2 separate regions of the Homo sapiens genome follow, and region 1 is linked to region 2. A link is a loop called in an ENCODE intact Hi-C map of the cell type or tissue named here. Cell type or tissue: chondrocyte. All regions are shown on one strand. Links, peaks and the distances in the headings refer to the core of each region. The heading gives the core; the rest is flanking DNA. Region 1 has its middle 210 kb from the start of LINC01893. Region 2 has its middle 220 kb from the start of LINC01898.

What was found. Peaks named below come from ENCODE experiments on the same cell type or tissue, not always from the same donor. Only the 100,000 strongest peaks of a DNase experiment are listed, where the experiment ranks them.
Region 1: it touches region 2 in a loop (2.9-fold over the local background); 1 of 110 quality-filtered maps calls a loop at or near these places.

What each region holds. Positions count from the first base shown.
Region 1 is chr18:75,989,617-76,000,319 of GRCh38, reverse strand. No RefSeq gene overlaps it. Among named protein-coding and RNA genes, the nearest start is that of LINC01893, 210 kb to the left of the region's middle. In chondrocyte, for the core only: no CTCF peak of the experiment used is centred there; a DNase peak (open chromatin) is centred at 5,220.
Region 2 is chr18:75,929,144-75,939,846 of GRCh38, reverse strand. No RefSeq gene overlaps it. Among named protein-coding and RNA genes, the nearest start is that of LINC01898, 220 kb to the right of the region's middle. RefSeq lists enhancers at 974-1,473, 2,132-2,674. In chondrocyte, for the core only: no CTCF peak of the experiment used is centred there; no DNase peak of the experiment used is centred there.

The sequences.
Region 1 (10,703 bases), core at 2,887-7,886, 60 kb before region 2:
AAGAACTTCCTATTCAATAAACGGTGCTGAGATAACTGGCTAGCCATATGCAAAAGGTTAAAACTGGACCTCTTCCTTACATCATACACAAAAATAAACTCAAGATGGATTAAAGACTTAAATGTAAAACCCAAAACTATAAAAACCCTGGAGGACAACCTAGGCAATACCTTTCAGGACATAGGCATGGGCAAAGATTTCATGACAAAGACATCAAAAGCAAATTTGCAACAAAGGCAAAAATTAACAAATGAGATCTAATTGAACTAAAGAGCTTCTGCACGGCCAAAGAAACTATCAACGGAATAAACAGACAATGTACAGAATGGGAGAAAATTTCTGCAAACTATGCATCGGACAAAGGTCTAATATCCAGCATCTATAAGGAACTCGACAAATTTACAAGAAAAAAACAATCCCATTAAAAAGCAGGTAAAGGACATGAACAGACACTTTTCAAAATAAGACATAAATGCAGCCAACAATCATGAAAAAAAGCTCAACATCACTGATCATTAGATAAATGCAAATCAAAACCACAATGAGATACCATCTCGCACTAGTCAGAATGGCTATTATCAAAAGTAAAACAGTAATAGACGCTGGCAAAGTTGTTAAGAAAAGGGAATGCTTATACACTGTTAATGGGAGTATAAATTAGTTAAACCATTGTGGAAGATAGTGTGGTGATTCTTCAAAGACCTAGAGACAGAAAAACCATTCAACCCAGCAATCCCATTACTGGGTATATACCCAAAGGAATATAAATTGTTCTGTTATAAAGACACATGCATGTATAAGTTCATTGCAGCACTATTGATAATGGCAAAAACATGGAATCAAACTAAATGTCTATCAATGACAGGCTGGATAAAGAAAATGTGATACAGATACATGGTGAAATACTTTCAGCCATAAAAAAGAATGAAATCATGTCATTTTCAGGGACATGGTTGGAGCTGGAGGCCATTATCCTTAGCAAACTAATGCAGGAACAGAAAAACTAAATACTGCATATTCTCGCTTGTAAGTTGGAGCTAAATGATAAGAACACATGGACACATAGAGGGAAACAACACACACTGTGTCTATCCGAGGGTGGAGGGTAGGAGGAGGGAGAGGATCAGGAAAAATAACTAATGGGTACTAGGCTTAATACCTGGGTGATGAAATAATCTGTACAACAAACCCCCATGACAAAAGTTTACTTATGTGACAAACCTGCACATGTACCCCTAAACTTAAAAGTTAAAAAAGAAAGAATTATCCATTCTGAACCACAAAAATAAAATATTTTTTTTAAAGGCAAACAGAACCTAAAGGACCTAGGGAACTAAAGCAAAAGATCTAATATTTGTATCATCACAGGCCTAGAAGGAGAGAAAAGGGAAGGGCTGAAAAACTGTTCAAAGCTAAAAACTTCCCATTTGGTGAAATACATAAACCTACAGATTCAAGAAGCTGAGAAAACTCCAACAAGGTAAACCTAAAAAAATCCATACCAAGACATATAATAGCCAAACTTCTGAAAACTAAACACAAAGGAAAGGTCTTGAAGTTACAGGAGAGAAAGAAAAATTCATAATTACAGATGGATACTTCAAAACACCTTTCTCAATAATTAATAGAATAACTACAGAGAATATCAGCAAGAAATAGGAGAATTTAACAACACCATTACCCAACAGTATCTAATCAACACTTAAAGAACACATTAGTAAACAACTACAGATTATACATTCTGTTCTCCCACTGAACATTCACAAAAGTGGACCATATCTGATACCATTAAACATACTTCAATCATTTCAAAGAACTGGAATCATGCTGAGTGTGTCCTTTGACCATAGCAGAATCAAAGCAGAAACTAATAACAGAAATATAAAGGAAAATCTCCAAAAACTTGAAAACAAAATATTGCACCTTTAAATAGCCTGTGAATCAAAGAAATCTCAAAGGAAATAAATAATAAGTTGAACTAAATAAAAATAAAAATACATCCACAAATACAAAATCTGTGGGGTGCAGCTAAAGCATTGTTTAGAGGAAAATTTATAGCACTGAGTCCATACATTAAAAAAGACAAATAGCCTCAAATTAATAGTCTAAGTTTCTACATCAAGAAATTAGAAAAGAAGAGCAAAATAAACCCAAAGCAAGTAGGAGGAAAGAAATAAGGATAAGAACATATATCAATGAAATTGAAAACAGAGAGTAAAAATAAATAAAATAAACTTAGTTTTTTAAAAAAATTAGTAAAATTAACAAAAATCAAACTAGCAAGCTTCAGACCTCATACACATATCTTATAGACTGAAACATCATTATTAAAATATTTCCCAATAGAGTTCAGCAATATATAAAGAAAATGATATACCACAAGTAAATTCTTATTCTAGGGATGCCAGACTGGTTTACTACTTTTAAAAATCAATCAGTGTAATCCACTGTATTCACAAGCTAAAGAAGAAAAAAAATCACATGATCACACCAATTTAGGAGAAAAAATCTTTTGACAAAATTCAACACGCACTTGACAAAATTCAACACGCACTTTACAAAATTCAGCACATATTAATGACAAAAATTATCAGTAAGGAATAGAGGGTGGTTTCCTCAACTTGATAAAGAATTTCCTGTCTACAAAATGCTATAGTTAGCATCAACTTAATGTTAAAATGCTAAATGGCTTTCCACTAAAATTGAGATTTAGGTGAGAATGTTCACTCTCACCATTGCTATTCAACATCATACTGGAAATTCTTACTATCATAGTGTCTAATAAGAAAAGAAAAGTAAAGAGAATCCATACTGATCAGAAAGAAAGAAATTCACCTATTTGTAGATCACATGATTGTCTACGTATAAAATCTCAAAGGATCTAAAAAACAAACCAACCAGCAAACAAAAGCTTCCTACCACAAATGAGATCAATATGTTCACAAGATACTAAATCAGCACACAAAAATGAATTGTATCTCTACAAACTAATAAGGAAGAGAGAGAAACCGAAACTGCAAATATAGTACCATTGTAATAGCTACAAAAAGATCAAGTACCTAGGTGTAACTCTAACAGAGCATGTATAGAATTTGTGTGCTGAAAATTACAAAATGCTGATGAAAGAAATCAGAGACAATCTAAACAAATGAAGAGAGGATCTTTGCTCATGAACTGGAAGACTCAACATAACAATTTTCCCAAAATTGCTACAAACACTGAACACAATTCCTATCAAAATTCTAGCAAATTTTTTATAAATTCAAAAAAGATTATTCTAAAATTTACATGGGAAAGCACAATCCTAAGAATAGCTAAACAAATTTTGAAAGAGAATAATGAAGTGGGAGGAATATTCACTCTGCCCTGTTTCCAGGTTTATTACGTAGCATTGAGACTATGGGACTGGCAGGGATGGGGATACACACAAAGATAAACGAAATAGAAAAATGGACCAGTAACAGCCTCACACAGGAACAGCCAACTGATTTTTCAGAGGTACTAAAATAATTCAATGGAAGACAGATAGTCTTTTAAACAAAAAATAAATCTTAACCTAAACCACACATTTTATACAAAAGGTAACTAAAAATGGTTTAAATGTAAAACACCAAAGTATAGTTTTTCAGAATAAAACACAGGAAAAAAAATTCAGAACTTGGGCTTGATGAAGAGTACTCAGATGTGGTATCAAAAGCTCAATTCATAAAAGAAAAAGATCCATGAATTGAACTTTATCAAAACAAAAATTTTGCTCTGTGAAAGACTCCATTAAAAGGATGGAAAGACAGCTACAAACCAAGGGATAATATTTGCAAAACATATATCAGTTAAAGGACTCATATTTAGAATTTGTAAAGATCTCTCTGAGCTCAACAGTAAAAAACAAAATGATCCAATTAGAAAATAGGAAATAACATGAAGAGATCTTTCACTGAAAAAGACATACAGATAGAAAAAAAGCACATAAAAAGTTCAACATCACTAACCTTAAAAAATGCAAATTAAGGTCACAGGAGATATCACAAAACACCTATTAGAATAGCCAAAATAAAAACTAGTGACAACACCAAATGCTATCGGTGGCACAGAGAAACTCAGTCATTCATACGTTGTTGGTGAAAATATGAAACGATTCTGACCCTTTGCAAAATCACTTGGAAAATTCTTGAACAACAACAACAACAATAACAAAGCATACAAATATCCTATGACCAAGCAGTCACACACCTGGGCATTTATATCAGAAAAGTGAGAGCTTGCCAGAAAACTGGTACACAATTGTTGGTAGCCTTTTTATTCGCAGTTGCCAAAATCTGGAGACGAGCAAAATGTCCTTCAATGTGTGAATGGTTACACAGATCACGGTACATCAGTGCCATGGAACACTATTCAGCACTAAGAAGGAAAAACTCTTGATGCACAAGCAGCTCAGAGGAATCTCCAGGGAATATGGCTGAGTGACGGAAGTCAGTCCTAAGGGTTACATAGTATATGATTCCATTTATACAATATCCTTGAAATAACAAAATTTTAGAGATAGAGGAAGATTGGTGATTTCCTGGCTTTAAGAATCATGCGAGTTGCAGGTGGATGTGCCTGTAAAGATCTTCATGGTGACAGAACCATTCTGTGTCTTGTTTACGGTGGAGATCACTCAAGTCTGCATGTGATACAGTGACATAGACCTACACAAACATTGCAAGAGTGTCAGTTTCCTGGTGTGGATATTGTACCATAGTTCATAAGCTGCAGCCATTGGGGGAAGCTAGGTGAAAGGTTCAGGAGACCTTCTTGTACTATTTTTGTAACTTCTTATAGATCTATAATTATTTCAAAATAAAAAGTTTTAAAAAGGACCTACAGGTGTTAATTCAATGTTGAACAGACGCAAGGGTTCCAGAGGGTCTCAGCTTGTCCTCACTTGTTTCCTGTGCTGTGCCCAGCAGACCAACAGTGACCCCAAGCCACACACCAGGCAGACCACCAAGGTGACTTCCCAGGTGGTAAGGACTTCTCGACTTCTTCGCCTGGAGGACGCACCTAGCAAATCAGACTTTCCCACAAGCTCCTGCCTGTCCACCTGCCCCTCTTGTCCTCTGCCTCCTGATTTCAGAGCATCTCTTCTCCATTCATGTAACCCATGACTCCTGTATCGACCTCTTTTCCTGGAATGCCGATCCGGGGTCTGTGTTCTCGGCTGTTTCCTCCTGGCCCCCTCCCAACCAGCGAGGCTCCTCGGGCTCTCAGCTTCCCCGGCTTCTGCTTTACCAGCGCAAACCTCCGTTCCTTCCTGAACTCCCTCCCTTCTCGTTCACCTTGTCGTGCCCTGCTTATATTTTGCTACCAGCTCATTTTCCTTAAATACTAAACCAACAGTGTCCTTAATAAGATCATTAAATTCCATACGTTTAGGCTGGAGGAGAAGAAATCAAGGTCTAACCACAGGAGAAACAGCTTCCTCAGGGTGTTTGGGCGCCAGGGATGGATAACATCTCTTCATTCTCAGTCTGGTCCTAGAAATTCTCACCAGCTTTCCAGTTTCTAGCCCAGCAGGTATGAACTCCCGGTCTGTCCTCTTGTTGGATGACCTCACATACTTTCATGGCTAAATGTGTTGACTGAATACATGTTTCCTGGTCTTTATTCCCGCCTGTGTGTGGAGTGGCTTGGGGAGGGGCACGGAGTCTTCTCATTCCTGTGAGGCTGCAAAGGCCATATGTGACCAGGCCGTGAAGGCATTGAGTGCCAACCGGAGGGGTCAGGATTTTGTTCTAGAGCAATGGGACACCACTGGAGATTGTTGTAGAAGAGACATAAAGGCCATATTTGTATTTTAACAGCGATGAGTGAAACAGCCACGAAGGGACCGGGGCAGTGAGTGGGGAAGAGGCACTAGAAAGTGATGCAGCTCTCCAGGTGAGGGGCTGCAGGAGACGGGGCTGGTGCAGCCCCCCAGGAGTGATGAGGAGCATCTAGGGTGGAACCCACCAGCTCAGGGACTGTCTGAACACGCCTGGGAGGGGAGGGGGCTGTGATGACACTGTCGTGTCTGGCCTGGGAGACTGGGGGGATGGTTAACCATAGACAGAATGGGAAACAACAGAAAGTGAGTATGTGGGTGGAGGGAGAAATATTTTTGAGCACTTTTGGTTGGGCTGAGTGGAAATGCCTCTTTGGCATCCATGTCAGCGTTTTGACAAGATCAGGGGAAGTGTGTGCAGAAGAGAGTCTGAGGACAGGCTCAGGATGGAGGGTGTCATTGGCGAGTTTGGAATAGTAGCCAAGGCAGTTACAATGGGACAGCAGAAAGAGAGGAGGGAAAAGGGCTCTATCTGAACCCTTGAGAAATACTTAGTGGTGGGTAGAGAGAGAACCACAACACTCAGCACATTGAGTATTGCCTTACTACAGAAGAAATGACAACGGTCTGTGCTTCCATCAGCTGACAGCTCTGAGTCCTGACTCCAGTTCAGGGTGCCCTGGGAGACGGAACAAGACACTGATGAATTGGTGAAGTTCCTTGCACTTTATTCATTTTGCTAGAAATAGTATGAATGATAATAATAATAATACCTATAAATTGCTATTAGATGTTTTGTATACATTATCCCATTTAATCTTCACATCTTACCAAAAAGTTTTGGAAGGTTCAGAAACCTGCCCAAGGTCACAGAGTGGTGACAGGCAGTGGGGAGCTGGCCCACATCAGCCCTCTGGCCCTGTAGCCCACCTCTTTATGGAACGTAGCGCTGGGGTGATACTGGCACAATTCTGCCTGTGCCTGGGCTCAGGTCTGGCACACACATAAAACTCTCTACCCATTTCCCATGGCTGCCAGAATGCAGTGCACGTCATGAAAATTTTTCCAGCTCTCCTCTAGTAGCCCCATTTCGCACAATGAACCTTTTCTTCCTGTTTACTAAGTGTTTACACTGTCCTTTTAATCAGATATTACAAGAGCAGCTTTTTCCCTCTGCTTTTAACTAGAAAGGACTCATTTTAGAGAGTGTCTCGTGCTGCTTTTGTCTGCTCCTCCACAGAATCCATTTGTTGTCATTTTCATTCTTTCTCACTAGAAAGTGCTGCTCATCAGAGTGACAAAAAATATGAAGCATAAAACTGTATTTCCCCACACCCCAAATTAAGCCTTCCAGAAGGACATTAATATGCCCCAATTCTTTCTATCTGTTGAATTTTTCAGCAACTCAATCCCAAAACCATTTTTATATTTGGTCACATATGAGTTGAATGAGAGTAATTGACACTAATGATTTCAGCTCATATTTACTTGCTCTATTGTTTCATTTTGACTCTGTTTTTCCCTCTCCATTTCTGCCTTTCTCCCCCTGTATGTTAAGTTCCACCGAGATCTATCTTTGTTTCACAGAGTTCCACAACTCGGAAGCTAATCATATCCCAGAACACTGATCCTGATGTCCTGCGGTGTTTGGAATTTACATTAGTTGTTTTTTCACCCACTTTTGGTTAGGGATCATTTCACTGTGGATATCATACTCTGGCAAACACATGCTCATGCAGATACACACACGTTCACAAACAGATATCTCAAGTTAAATATTCATGATACCCAACATTATCATAGGGTTTTTCATACAAAGAAATGGCCAGTGTTGTCATTCAAGGCCTGGAGTACCTTATGCAGAGAATACTAAACAGCCCATTATTACCTCCACGATGTGACAGACGAGCTTCAACGGAGACTAATAACAATAAATTAACGTATCCTGAGTTTGAGGGGGAAAAGCAGGACAAAGGAGCTCTGAAATTGGAGATAACTATTATTGTATATTTTGATTTGGACTCTCTTGAATTAGGTTTGAATATCAGGTTAAAATTTTTACATCATTGTCCATTTCTGAGAGAATGAAGTTGACTTGTAGGAAGATAGTCAATGGCAGTGATTTCAGTTAAATCAAATGGAAACCAAGTTTGAAAAGAAAATAGATTTATCTTTCCACTTCTTGGGAATGTATTTCAGACATGCAGCATGTTCATCTCCTATTATTTAGTGATCTTTACAAAAAAAACATGCAACCTTTGAATTCAACCTTCTCTTTCATTTCAACTTAGATACAGATGTCCTCTTTTGGGAATTAAATATAGTATGTCATGTGCCAACAGAAGGAAGGGAAAATTTAGAATTCACTCCATAGCCAACGGATGGCAACTGGCCTAGGGAAAATGGATGATTAGAATGGAAGAGTCACATTGCAATCCCAAACTTGCACCCTGCTGAGGCCACAAAGACCCTGGGTTTCAATATGCAGCCTCCTCCACCCTGATTTCCACCCCTTCTGTGAAAAACAACGTACTCTGGGGCTGAACTGGTAGCTGTAATTAATAGAACTGAAACTGCAAACTATCTCATCACAAGTTCACCATCGCGTTCATATAATTTAAAGAAAAGGTCACATCTTAGCTTGAAATAGAGTAGAGATCACTATGGACATGAATGTTTTATGTAGAATAAGGTATGTATTTACTTAGAAATGCAGTATGCGCATATACTAGTTATCCCGGATGTATTAATTCATTCATTCGATCAGCAAACACTTAGGAAGTACTCACTATGTATTAGGTGCTTTGCTGAACTCCAGGGACCCAAAACTGAATAAATCTCTTAACTCTATGGAGTTCATGATTTAATTTAACCATATGAGGGTTTAGAAAATACACATCTGCAGAGAGGGTACTGAAAAGGCTGAGAAATGAGGTTATGATATGAAACTATGCCTCCTTATAATTGAGAAAAGCTAGATATTTCAAAAAGATAAATTACTGGGACAAGTTTCTGAAGAAAGTGACACAATGTGTCAACATCAAGAACAAATGTCAAATGTCAATAGTTTATCTAACAATGAAATGTTGTTGGAAGCTTTGTATGAGAGAGCTCTAAAAGTCCCCCTCACTGTCTGAATTCCCTCCTGGTGTGGAGGCAGAGAGAGGCCCTGAGTTCTCATGAGGGTGAGGATGATTCCCTTGCACCAGGTCAAGGCAGGAGAACAGGAGCCAGGAAGCTCAACTCCAGGGAACCAATAGTTCTTCCAATGAAGTGTCTAATCCTAAAGGACCCAGGGCTAGGCAGGAGTGACCAGACAGACCTGCAACATAAAGTGGGCAAGTTCGGGTGTGTACGAATCTAGAACAGCCGCAGAATGCTTCCTGGAAGGATGTTTGAAGGGACAGGAGCCATTGAGGGGGGAAAACTGGTTTAGAGACACACCGGAAATGCCTAAGAACTGGCAAAAGACACCTGTGGAGAGACGTGTGAGCTATGCACTTCTCAAACGTTCACTTGTCTTTTGGATAATTGATCAGCAAATATATCTAACTGACCACTATATACAAAACAATGTACTTTGGAGTAGGGGATGGGTATAGAAAGAAACATAGAACAGGACTCATGCTTTAAACAGCTTTCCATCTGTTTAAGTAATGTAGGTCTGACCTACACCAAACTTTTATAGTCATGTTGCCTATAGCTGAGGGAAAGTTTCAGGAGTGATTTTAGGAATAAAAATACATAGGAGAGAGGGATGCTGTTCTAATAAAAAGAACACCACATTTGGAATTGAAGTGTTGTTTCTGTCACTTATTAGTTGTATTACTTTTATGCAATCCTCTATATACTCTGAAACTCAGTTCTCTTTGGGAAAGTCCAAGCACTATGCCCACCTTATCAATTAGGCTTATTTGGTTTTGAGCAACAGAAGTGTGTTATGACCAACTGAAGCAGCAAATGGTTTCACTGAAAGGATATTATGCAGCTCATAGTAATGAAAGAAAGACTGGAGAAACATTCTCATAAGGAATAGGACTCAGGGCATCGTCTAGGGTTGGAGTAGCAAGAACCCGTCAATGGTCATGTCAAGAAGCTACTTTTTAAAATATATATATCTTTTTTTTTATTATACTTTAAGTTCTAGGGTACATGTGCACAACGTGCAGGTTTGTTACATATGTATACATGTGCCATGTTGGTGTGCTACACCTGTTAACTCATCATTTACATTAGGTGTATCTCCTAATGCTTTCCCTCCCTCCTCCCCCCACCCCACAACAGGCCCCGGTGTGTGATGTATCCCTTCCTGTGTCCAAGTGTTCTCATTGTTCAATTCCCACCTATGAGTGAGAAGATGCAGTGTTTGGTTTTTTGTCCTTGCGATAGTTTGCTGAGAATGATGGTTTCCAGCTTCATCCATGTCCCTACAAAGGACATGAACTCATCATTTTTTATGGCTGCATAGTATTCCATGGTGTATCCATTTGACCCAGCCATCCCATTACTGGGTATATACCCAAAGGAATATAAATCATGCTGCTATAAAGACACATGCACATGTATGTTTATTGTGACACTACTTACAATAGCAAAGACTTGGAACCAACCCAAATGTCCAACAATGATAGACTGGATTAAGAAACTACTATTAAAACAAATGAGGCCCAGCCATTTTTTTAAATCCTTGCACATTTTGTTCAAGATCCAACCCACTAGGAGAGGGTTCCATTGGCCTCGCTTGGGTCCCATGGCTTGCTCTTGAGGGATGGGTGGGCAGGGCAACTGACTAGTGAGATCCACCAGGACTGCACACATCGTGAAGAGGTTAGATCCTAAAAGGAAGCCAAAGCAAAGTTAATGAAGAAAGGGAGTAAGAAACAAAACCCCACAAGCCTTC
Region 2 (10,703 bases), core at 2,370-7,369:
CTTTTATTATATAATTATCTTAATTATATTATTTATCTGCTTAAAAATCTTCAGTGGAAATGTATTAACTTTCTTGTAAAATCATATTACACCTGGAATTCAAGGTTTACTCCATCTGCCTGTTACTTAAAATTTCAGCCGTGACTTCCACTATTCAAGCCAACTTCTGCTATACACAGTTGCCTTAAGATGACTTCTTTGCCTTGCTTATGTTTGGTCCCTGTTGTATTTTAAATCTGCAAACTTTTCAGCATTTCTCTTTTCAAAAGGTGCAGCTTAATTCGCCTCTGGACTTGGAAAATCACTTCTACTGAGTAGAATGTGGTATAAATGATGCTATGTGACTTTCCAGACTCTGCCATAAAAGGAACATTCCAGGCTATGCCATAAAAGGAACATTTCCAATCACTCACTCTGCAGAAGCCAGCTGCCATGTCAGGAGGACATTCAAGCAGCCCTGTGATGGATCTGACAGCTCCTGGTAGCACCACCCTGGCTGCTGTGTAGTGAGCAGGCTTGGAAGCTGATCCTCACCCTTAGTCAAAATTTCTGGTGCACATCCCCGGCTAAAATCTCGACTGGACCTCATGAAAGACCCTGGGCCGGAGAACCACCCAGATCCCAAATTCCTGACCTACAGAAATTGTGGGAAATAATTTTAGACTACTAAGTGTGGGGGTAATTTATTATGCACCAATAGATACACCCACTTCACACCACCACCACCTTCATCTCTTCTACCATTTCCACCCTAACTGGCCTTCCGTGGAGTTGAACAGTTTGAAAAAGTTACTTGATCTCTTTTATCTTAGATTTCTCAAATAAGCATAATAAACTTATCTCTAGGATTGATGAAAGTATTGCATAAAAAAAATACAGGGAGAATCACAGTCCCTGAAACGTGGTAATGAAACACAGGACTAGCTGGATTTCCTAGGCTGACTAAGAATCCCTAAGCCTGCTGGGAAGGTGACTGTATCCACCTTTAAACACAGGGCTTGCAACTTAGCTCACACCCAACCAATCAGTTAGTAAAGAGAGCTCACTAAAATGCTAATTAGGCAAAAACAGGAGGTAAAGAAATAGCCAATCATCTATCGCCTAAGAGCACAGTGGGAGGGACAATGATGGAGATATAAACCCAGGCATTGGAGCCAGCAATGGCAACCCCTTTTGGGTCCCGTCTCATTTTATGGGAGTTCTGTTTTCACTCTATTAAATCTTGCAAATGCACACTCTTCTGGTCTGTGTTTGTTACGGCTCGAGCTGAGCTTTCGCTTGCCGTCCACCATTGCTGTTTGCCGCCGTCGCAGACCTGCTGCTGTCTTCTGTCCCTCCAGATCCAACAGGGTGTCCACTGTGCTGATCCAGTGAGGCAACCATTGCCACTCCTGATCGGGCTAAAGGCTTGCCATTGTTCCTACACAGCTAAGTGCCCAGGTTCGTCCTAATCGAGCTGAACACTAGTCACTGGGTTCCACAGTTCTCTTTTGTGACCTACGGCTTCTAAAAGAGCTATAACACTCACCTCATGGCCCAAGATTCCATTCCTTGGAATCTGTGAGGCCAAGAACCCCAGGTCAGAGAACACAAGCCTTGCCACCATCTTGGAAGCAGCCCACCACCATCTTGGAAGCGGCCCACCACCATCTTGGGAGCTCTGGGAGCAAGGACCCCCCAGTAACAGTAATGCTTATTAAGTGTGGCTATCTTGAGATTTTAGGACTGACATGTCATTACAGCTGTGAGTGCTTTCTCCTCTGGGAAGATGCTAGTGGCTTTCTTGTGGTCCTTCTCATTCCGTGACTTATGTTTTGCTGACTGCTCACCTGTTTCTCCCTCTTGCTGGACTATAAACTTCTATCAGATGGGGACACTGTCTTATGCATCTTTCATCCCCAATAGGTCTTACTTCAGATTGGCACACTCCACTAACACTTGAAGTAAGCAATATGAAATGTTTAAGTAATTTTGTATTGATGTGAAGATCTTTGAGGACAAAGGAGATGCCCTGAATGACAACACATCCATAGCCCACTCCCCGTGTCCTAGGCAAGCCCAGCTGTTAAGATCCCCTAAAAGTCTGCTCCAGTGATTGACGCTTAGTGTGGATTATGGACACTGTCTCCCACTTGCAGATAGGTATGATAAAATATAAATTTCAAAATTCTTTTATTTCTGCATGTTTCTTACTGTTTCTCAATTTCTGGACAAAAAAATCAGCATGTCTTCATCATTCCTCAGAACTGGTTGGGAGCTGATAGAGGATATTGCTTCTCCTTGGGAATGTGGGTCTGTGTGCTTAGCTGCCTTACATTTACATTCTCAAACACAGATTTTACAAGGTGCTAATCTTAGGCAGGCAGAATCAACATTCGAATGGTAGTTATTTAGCAAGAAAATGGATCCATTTGTCCTATACTCCATGAAGATGAGCCAAGGTCAATTCACTTTGCCTATTAAGATTTTGAAGATACCCGGTTGGATTACTTTTCACAGTAAAAGGTTATTTTCCACTGGGGTTTAGAAAAGATTTAAAAAATAAAAATAAAAACAAAAACCGTGAAGACTAATGTTAAGCCTTAGGGAAAACAAACTTTTAATGAAACTGCAATTTGCCAAGACTCAGCAAATTGCCTTTGTGAATAACTCACATACTATTAGCATTTAGAAAAGTGGTCCCATTGATGAAGGAAAATTACTGTTAGCTAAACCCATAGTGGGTGATTCCACATGGCATTCCAACCTTTCCAAACAAGTCACACCAGAGTTTTTGAGGGGACCTCTCAGAAGCTTTTGAACCAGAGCAACTCCATTTTGAATAGGAGCTGGGTAAAATGAGGCTGAAACCTGCTGGGCTGCATTCCCAGATGTTAAGGCATTCTAAGTCACAGGATGAAATAGGAAGTTGGCACAAGATACAGGTCTTAAAGACCTTGCTGATAAAGCAAGTTGAAGAAGCCGCCTAAAACCCACCCAAAACCAAGATGGCGATGAGAGTATCCTCTGGTTGTCCTCACTGCTACACTCATACCAGCGCCATGGCAGTTTACAAATGCCATGGCAATGTCAGAAAGTTGTCTAAAAAGGGGAGGCATGAATAGTCCACCCCTTGTTTAGCATATCATCAAGAACCATAAAAATGGGCAACCAGTAACCCTTGGGGTGCTCTGTCTGTGGTGTAGCCATTCTTTTATTCCTTTACTTTCTTAATAAATTTGCTTTCACTTTTCTCTTTGGACTTGCCCTGAATTCTTTTTTGCCCGAGATCCAAGGACCCTCTCTTGGGGTCTTGGTCTGGACCTCTTTCCAGTAACAGACCCACTTGACATTTTTTATGAGAATCAGTGTGGTCCACCATAGATTAATCACAATGCTTTCATGAACCTGTGCTGAGATTTTCTAATAGAGACCTTCAATCTGTGTATTCCTCTATAAGGAGTTTGTAAAGAGGCTTACTGATGGGTACAATCCAACAAGGCAGGGGAGATCATAACTTTTTTTCCATCAAATAATCCCTGGCCCAAGGCTAAGAATATGGGGACACTAGGAATATACTGCTCACGCTAAACTATGGTATTGAGAAAGCACATTGCCATCCAAGCACACGTAGCAGTTCGGCTTGTGCTGTGTGTAGCCCGGATGTTCATCTCATTCCAGAATTATGCAGGATATTTAGTGGCAGATTTCATCACGCTATGGTCCTTTCATCATATTTTCAAGGTGCATTTACTTGGGTAGCAATTATGGGATAGAAGCGAAGGAAAAATAGATAGTCATCAAGTTTTCAGATAGGTTGGTTTCAATCAATGCACTGAAGCTGAGGGTTATGAACTTAATCATGTATGGATAAATTGGGAGTCATTTTAAGTGCAATAGCAGAGTAGACATAAGGCTTTCATAGCTGACACCCAGAGCTGGCCTTGCTGCTCTAGTCTGAGTTGAGTGCTACCCTCTGTGTTCCATAAAAGTAAAGAATCTAAAAGGGAGAATGTTATAATACAGTGAGAAACTGTTTGAATATGAGAAGACATGATTCATTGAAGGTAAAATAACAGGATTTGGCAACATCCTGGAGAAAACAAAAACAATCATTGGGATATTTTTGGAAATTTAGTCACTCCAAACTATGTGGAAGATATTACATGAGAGAAATTAGTAAAAATAGCAACATGCTTAACAAGATTTGCTCCTTTGAAAGGTGGGCTGTCCTCACGTTGTTGGAAATGGACATGGAGGAAAGGTCCAGGGAGCGGGGTTTCATGTGGTTGCATGTTATGGAAATCCTGACCACAGTGACTCCTGGGTAACTATCTTCCATCTCACCTATCAGGAAGTCTGGGATAGACACGTCAGGGCTAGGGCAGCAGTGCCATCCTGGAGAAGGCGCTCCTGTGACTTCCCATTCAGGACCTGGTACAAGTTGGCATTTGTCATCCCTATCACTGTGACAAGGTCATACAGTGACTGCTTCCCCTCCTGATCTCACTTCTCCATTCGAGGGACAATAGAGAAAAAGGAGAAAGGCATCTTTATCAAGAAAGCCAAAGCCTTTCAGAAAACGGTGGGGTTTGGCTGATCTATCGCCTCTGGCTGGGCTGTGTCACATGGCAGTTGCTGTCTACAAAAGAGAAAAATCTGGAAAATGTGAATGCTTTTTGTACACACATTACCATTTAAAACGCACTTGCAGCTCTGGTAATCAGAAGAAGGTAGAATGTGTGTAAAGAAACTGCGGTATCTGCCACACTCATGTGTAGGAATTTCTCATCAGAAGCCCATAAGGTCTCAGTTTGGACCACAGAGAGGTGAACTGAAGACCTCTGCAGGCCTTCTGACCCTGAGCCCCTGTGGTTCCTCAAGTCCCTGCGCCAATATCACCATGGATTGGTACCACCTTTGGACTCGAGGTAAGCGGTGCACCCGACTTCTGTGTTCATACAACACAATATCACGAGTGGGCATTGTAAAGATTGTGTTACGTGCATCAACAACTAAATACACCCTAATTTTAACATTTTATTTTGCCTTTTATTTTGAAAAGTTATGTATTAAATATTATAAATAAAAATATCAATCTCTACTCCTCCCTCAGGAAGGTGGAGTATAACTTCCCACTGTTATGGGCCATACATAGTGAGTTCCTTCCAAAATACGGAAGGAAGTATGGAAAAGGGGAATTCTCCAGTACAGAAACCTGACAGGCACCATCTTAGTCGGGTGACAAGGACAATATCATCCGTGGTAAGTCATGTGGACCATAGGTACCCCTCCTGGGATGTGATAAAAATGGCACTTTATCTCTGTGGCCTTCTCAAAAATCCATCACCCTTGTCTGACCAAGAGAAAAAAATCATACAAACCAAAACTGAGGGACATTCTCTAAAATACCTGACTAATGCTCCTCAGATACGTCAAACTCATCCAAAACAATGGAAATTTGAGAGCTGTCATAGCCAGGAAGGGTCTAAGGAGACTTGGCAGTGACATGTAACGTGGTGTCCTGAATGGGATCCTGGACTAGAAAGCAGACATTAGGGGAACACTAAAGGCAACTGAACAAACTCCCGAGTTTGTGATAATGTGATAACGACAGGTCAGCATTGGCTCATGGACCGTGACAAATATCTGGTGCTAACATGAGATGTTACCAATGGAGGAGGCTGGGTTTGGTGCATATGGGAACTCTCTGTACTAGCTTCACTGTCTTACTGTAAATCTAAAACTGTTGTAAAATGAAAAGTTGATTTAAAAAAAATCAACCTTTGTGCACATCTCTACTGAAATACATGAATTCAACTTTTTCATTAAGCCTGAAGTTGGCTGAGGAAGGCCACTGCTTCCTATCCTAATACCTTCTCCGCTGGGCTAGAGGAGCCGGCCTCCTTGCAGAGACCTGGCTTTGTTCCAGTAGAGGCTGGCGTGTGGGCAAAGTGTCCAGAGCCTCTCCCCTCAATGGTTGGTCGCTGGGGAATATGTATGTGGATGCTGGTACTCTTCATTTCTGATTAAAACACACACACACACACACACACACACACACACTTGATGAAAAAGAAGATTAAAAGAAAAAACACCCCAGGGCACCCATAGTTATCTCAATTATTTATGGTATTTTGGAGTTCACCGAAGATCTAGCATTAACAAAAGCAGACTTATGGGTCTGTGTTTCATTTTCCTGGTGCTAATGGGGTAAGCACCACAAGCTACATAAGCATACGATATAAGGAAGTTTTTCTTTCAAATTGTAATCAATACCCATGTGGAAAACAACTGAGGTCCCAGGATTTATATCCAGTTACTTGTTTTTTTTTTTGTTTGTTTTGTTTGTTTGTTTTTAATTCAGTGCTTTCCTTTCTTTTATTCAAAAACTAAGATTACCTATGGGAAGGGCATGGCTGCAGCCTCCTGTAAATACCTGAGACCCTCTGTGGCCTTGAGCAAATCACTCAATCTCTCTGGGCCCTGGTTCTCAATCTGCATCCCCACCAGGAAAATTTACCATCCCCACCGCAGGTTTCTAAAAGCTGAAAATGTATGGACTGATAACTGTGAAATCAGAAGTCCTCTGAGATTGGTACAATGAGAAAATAACTTAGGTTTTACTATTATGAAGAGATTTCACAACACAATACATGCAAACTGAAGGTATAAATATCTGTGTACACATATACTCTTGCGTTTATGAGAGTTTATAAAACCAAAGAAGCATTCATTGATTTTTGTCTTATTGTAAAGTAAAAAGTAAGCAATAAAATGAGCCTTGTTCATAAAACACTAAAAATACTCCCCTTACCAGTAAAAACATACTTAACTAGTTACAGCCATTGCTATTTTGCTGGAAATTTGCATATCAACACAGTTCCTGAAGTTTGTCTATGATGATCATCACATTATATGGAGCTTTCTGTGGGAATATTCATTCTGATGGACACAATCTTGGTTTTCTGCTTTTACTTGGCTTCCTAGTGTTTTTTGACTGATGGCAGTGTGGCATATAGAAAAGAATAGGTAATGTGACGGCCAAAGTCACCTAACTTCTCTGAGCCTCAGTTTCCTTCTCTGTGAAATGTGCAACTGCTTGAATGTCTGAAATCGTGTCAGCAAAAAATCTCTTCCTATGACATTCCACAGGCCCTGAGAAATATCAGCTCTCTTCGCTCTTCAGTGGTGATTTTAAAATTTCAAAATTTATTGTCTGATGCATTTTACTTAATGCATGAGTGTATAAATTAAACTTTGTGTTAATACGTGTTGTACAAGAAAGACATTATAGGTGGCTTTAAGAGCAATTTCCTCACTCTCAGAAGAGTGAGTTGAAGATATAGACCCTAAATGTATTTATGTAATCTCCTCCCATGTACGCTTGTAGCCACACATTGTGTAACTCTCAGGATTCTTTCCGTTCTCGAATCCTACAGTAGGTCAGAAAACCAGCAGTATCAGTCACTATTCTAAGGTACAGCTAGGGTATGGCATGCACAGAGAAGAGAGAGCTCATATCTCCTAGCTCAGCACCACGACTCTATGCTTCTTTTTGTAAAATGGTCAAAGCTAAGTTATAATGATTCTCCAGAACTACAGACTATTTTCCTGTTGGAAAGACAGGATTGTGTGAAATTTCTTGTGGAAAGAATTCACTTACTTTCAAAAGATTTTCTTGATCTTTTATAATCATGTGTCATATTATAAAATAAAAGGATTTTTTTCACAAATACACATAATTTATATCTTTTTATTATGTTTGTATTTTATTTTATTTATGTATTTATTTATCTTGAGACAGGGTCTTGCTCTGTCCCCTAGACTGAGTGCAGTGATGCAGTCGTGGTTCACTGCAGCCTCCACCTCCCAGTCTCAAGAGATCCTCCCACTTCAGCCTCCCAAGTAACTGGGATTACAGCACATTCCACCACACCCAGCTAATTTTTGTGCTTTTTTTAGAGATGGGGTTTTTCCATGCTGCCCAGGCTGATCTCGAACTCCTGGGCTCAAGATGTCTTCCCATCTCAGCCTCCCAAAGTGTTAGGATTATAGTCATGAGCTACTGCACCCACTCGGACTTATGTGTGTATTTTAATGTTAATATAATTCAGAAAAATGAGAAAGGCCATTCTTTTTATAGCTTTTCCCAAATCAACATACATATGAAAATAAAAACTGGTCTGCTCAATGAACTTAGAGGTATTTTAAAAGCAAACGTACACTTGGGCTTGCTATGATCGTATCATTGTTAATTCCTGTTGATCCGATTTTATAGTGATTTATTTAGATTTTCTGCAAGAGACTCAAATATCAAATGTCCAGCAAATTGCACTTAGATGGAACTAGAAAATTCTAATGTATTTTAAACAGTTGTTAAATTACCTGCATTGGCTTATCTCATCTTTGAAATTTGCTGATCCTGCTTCTGAATACTGATCATGGTTCTAGCTTTTTATTTATACTGTTTAATCTTAGATCTGCACATTAATTATAGTTATGCAGAGCAACATAACTTCTTGTAAGCTTAATTGTGTTTTGAACCAATGGGAAAAGGTACTGACTTCCTACGTAGCTGATACACAGCCTATAGCCTCCAAGCACTGAGAAAATGTATTTGGCAGAACTGCAGATACAGCAGATACTTATCAAATTGTGTAAGAAGTGCTCTTTCTAAATGGAAGACAGCTGTATTCAAAATGCATAAATGTGAGTAAAAATGTACACTTGCTATCAACACACGTACTTATTGAGCAAGCAAGATAAAATACTACATATTAAGTGTGAAATCCCTACCTCACATCCTTCTAACTTGAACATACAGAATCTACAGGCATATTTATTACCTATTATAATAAAGAGCTTATTTAGATAGAGTTAAGAGAAGTAATGAATAAAAGTGAACATATTCTGCAGAATAAAATATCAACTTGATTGTCCAGAGTTTGTTAAGAGAAGACTTCCATAGCTTAATATAGTTGCTAGGGTATTTTGTCTTTTCTGAACAATCTTGTAGGTGTCTGAAAGAAGGTGCTTTTCCTTTCTATATTATAAAGATATGTTTACTGTAAACAGAAGTATAGAATTAACCTTGTGGAAATTATAACAGGTGGGGCAATAAGAATGTGTCAGCCTCCCAATACAACAGCAACTGCACAATGTAAGAGCCTTCTGCCTTCTAATGCATGTGAAAGGTCATAATGATAGAAGACGCTTATTCAGAAAACTTTAGGAACACTAGTTTAATAAATGCATAGCAATAGTTTTTATTTTCTCTTAAACCAAAAAAAATCATTTTTATTGGTCTAAGGACATACTAGTTTTCATCTAGATCTATATATTATTTATATTTGGATGGCATAACATTCAAGATGTGGTAAGTGAGCCTAACTTGAAGCTAACATTTGACACAAATGTTTTCTATTTTTCTTTGTGTCTGTGTGTGTGTGCACGTGTATGTATACATATAACATAAATTATTGTTTTCTCTATTTATCATCCTTCTCAACCACCCGAAATGAATATTTTAAAATATTTAAACTATAGTCATAACATCTCCCATCCACCCCACACGAATACCACCAACAAATTAATGAAGGAAGAAAGACAATCAGTGTGGATATTGAGCACTTCATTTAAAAAAGTTCCTGTTCCATTTGGATTCACTAAGGTCGTGACTGATTTAAAAAATACCTCACCATCTTTTATAATATAAATATAGAAATTTTAGCTGACAATTTTGTTCAGATAATTAGTTACAACCATAAAATAGTGATTCCTGGTAAAAGGAAAGAAAAAAGCCCTCATCATTACCTTAACCAAAATAAATAGTTTATGAATAGCTTCTATGAATCATTTTACTAAACTTCAGCATTTTAGGATCCTAAGAGCACTTGCTGTGGGTGATGGTTTTCATTTATATGGAAGTCAAATTTTCTTAATTTTACCTTAAAAAAAAAAAAAACTATGTTCAAATATCTAAGCAACCTGGGATACAAAACAATGATCAAAAATGACCTTTAGAGGTGGCTTCAAAGTTTAGAATTTTATAAATTTATTTATTTGAATGTTTAAGCTGTATTGTGATACATTCCAAGATAATTATTTTTACTGTATTCAAATGGCCATAGCTAAGTTTTTGAAGACATATAAAACCAAGGGATTTAATATCACTATTCATGATAAAGCCCAATAGGATAGAAATTATTTATTCTGAATACCACACAATTCTTGGTTTGCTGGGATTTTTAAATTTAAATTATTTTCCTTCTTCTAAAGGCATTGACCGTCAAATAGTCATTTGAACAGAGGATAATGAGGGTATTCTTTGCAAATCATAAATCAAATACTTCGCTAGTTGATTCTCATCACCACTGTGATAGCTTCGACATCAGTTTATTTGAAAGTATCTAACAGAGTAAATTATATAGTCGCTGTTCTATTTCTTCATTATTGCTTTCCTCTTGGCTACATCTAGTAATTTTTAATTCATATCACTAGAAACTAGGTGCATTCTACATTTTGAAAAATGCTGAAATGCATATATGGCTGCATCTATGCAACAGTCTCATTCTTAATGGTGCTCCAGTCTGGATAGAATGAATGTAAGGCAGTGTCAAAATGGTATTTGTTCCCATTTTGTTGCACACAGTAAAGTTTATTCATTTTATCTTTAATATCTAAGATATCCCTTCGTGTTTGTCACAAATGCACACATACAT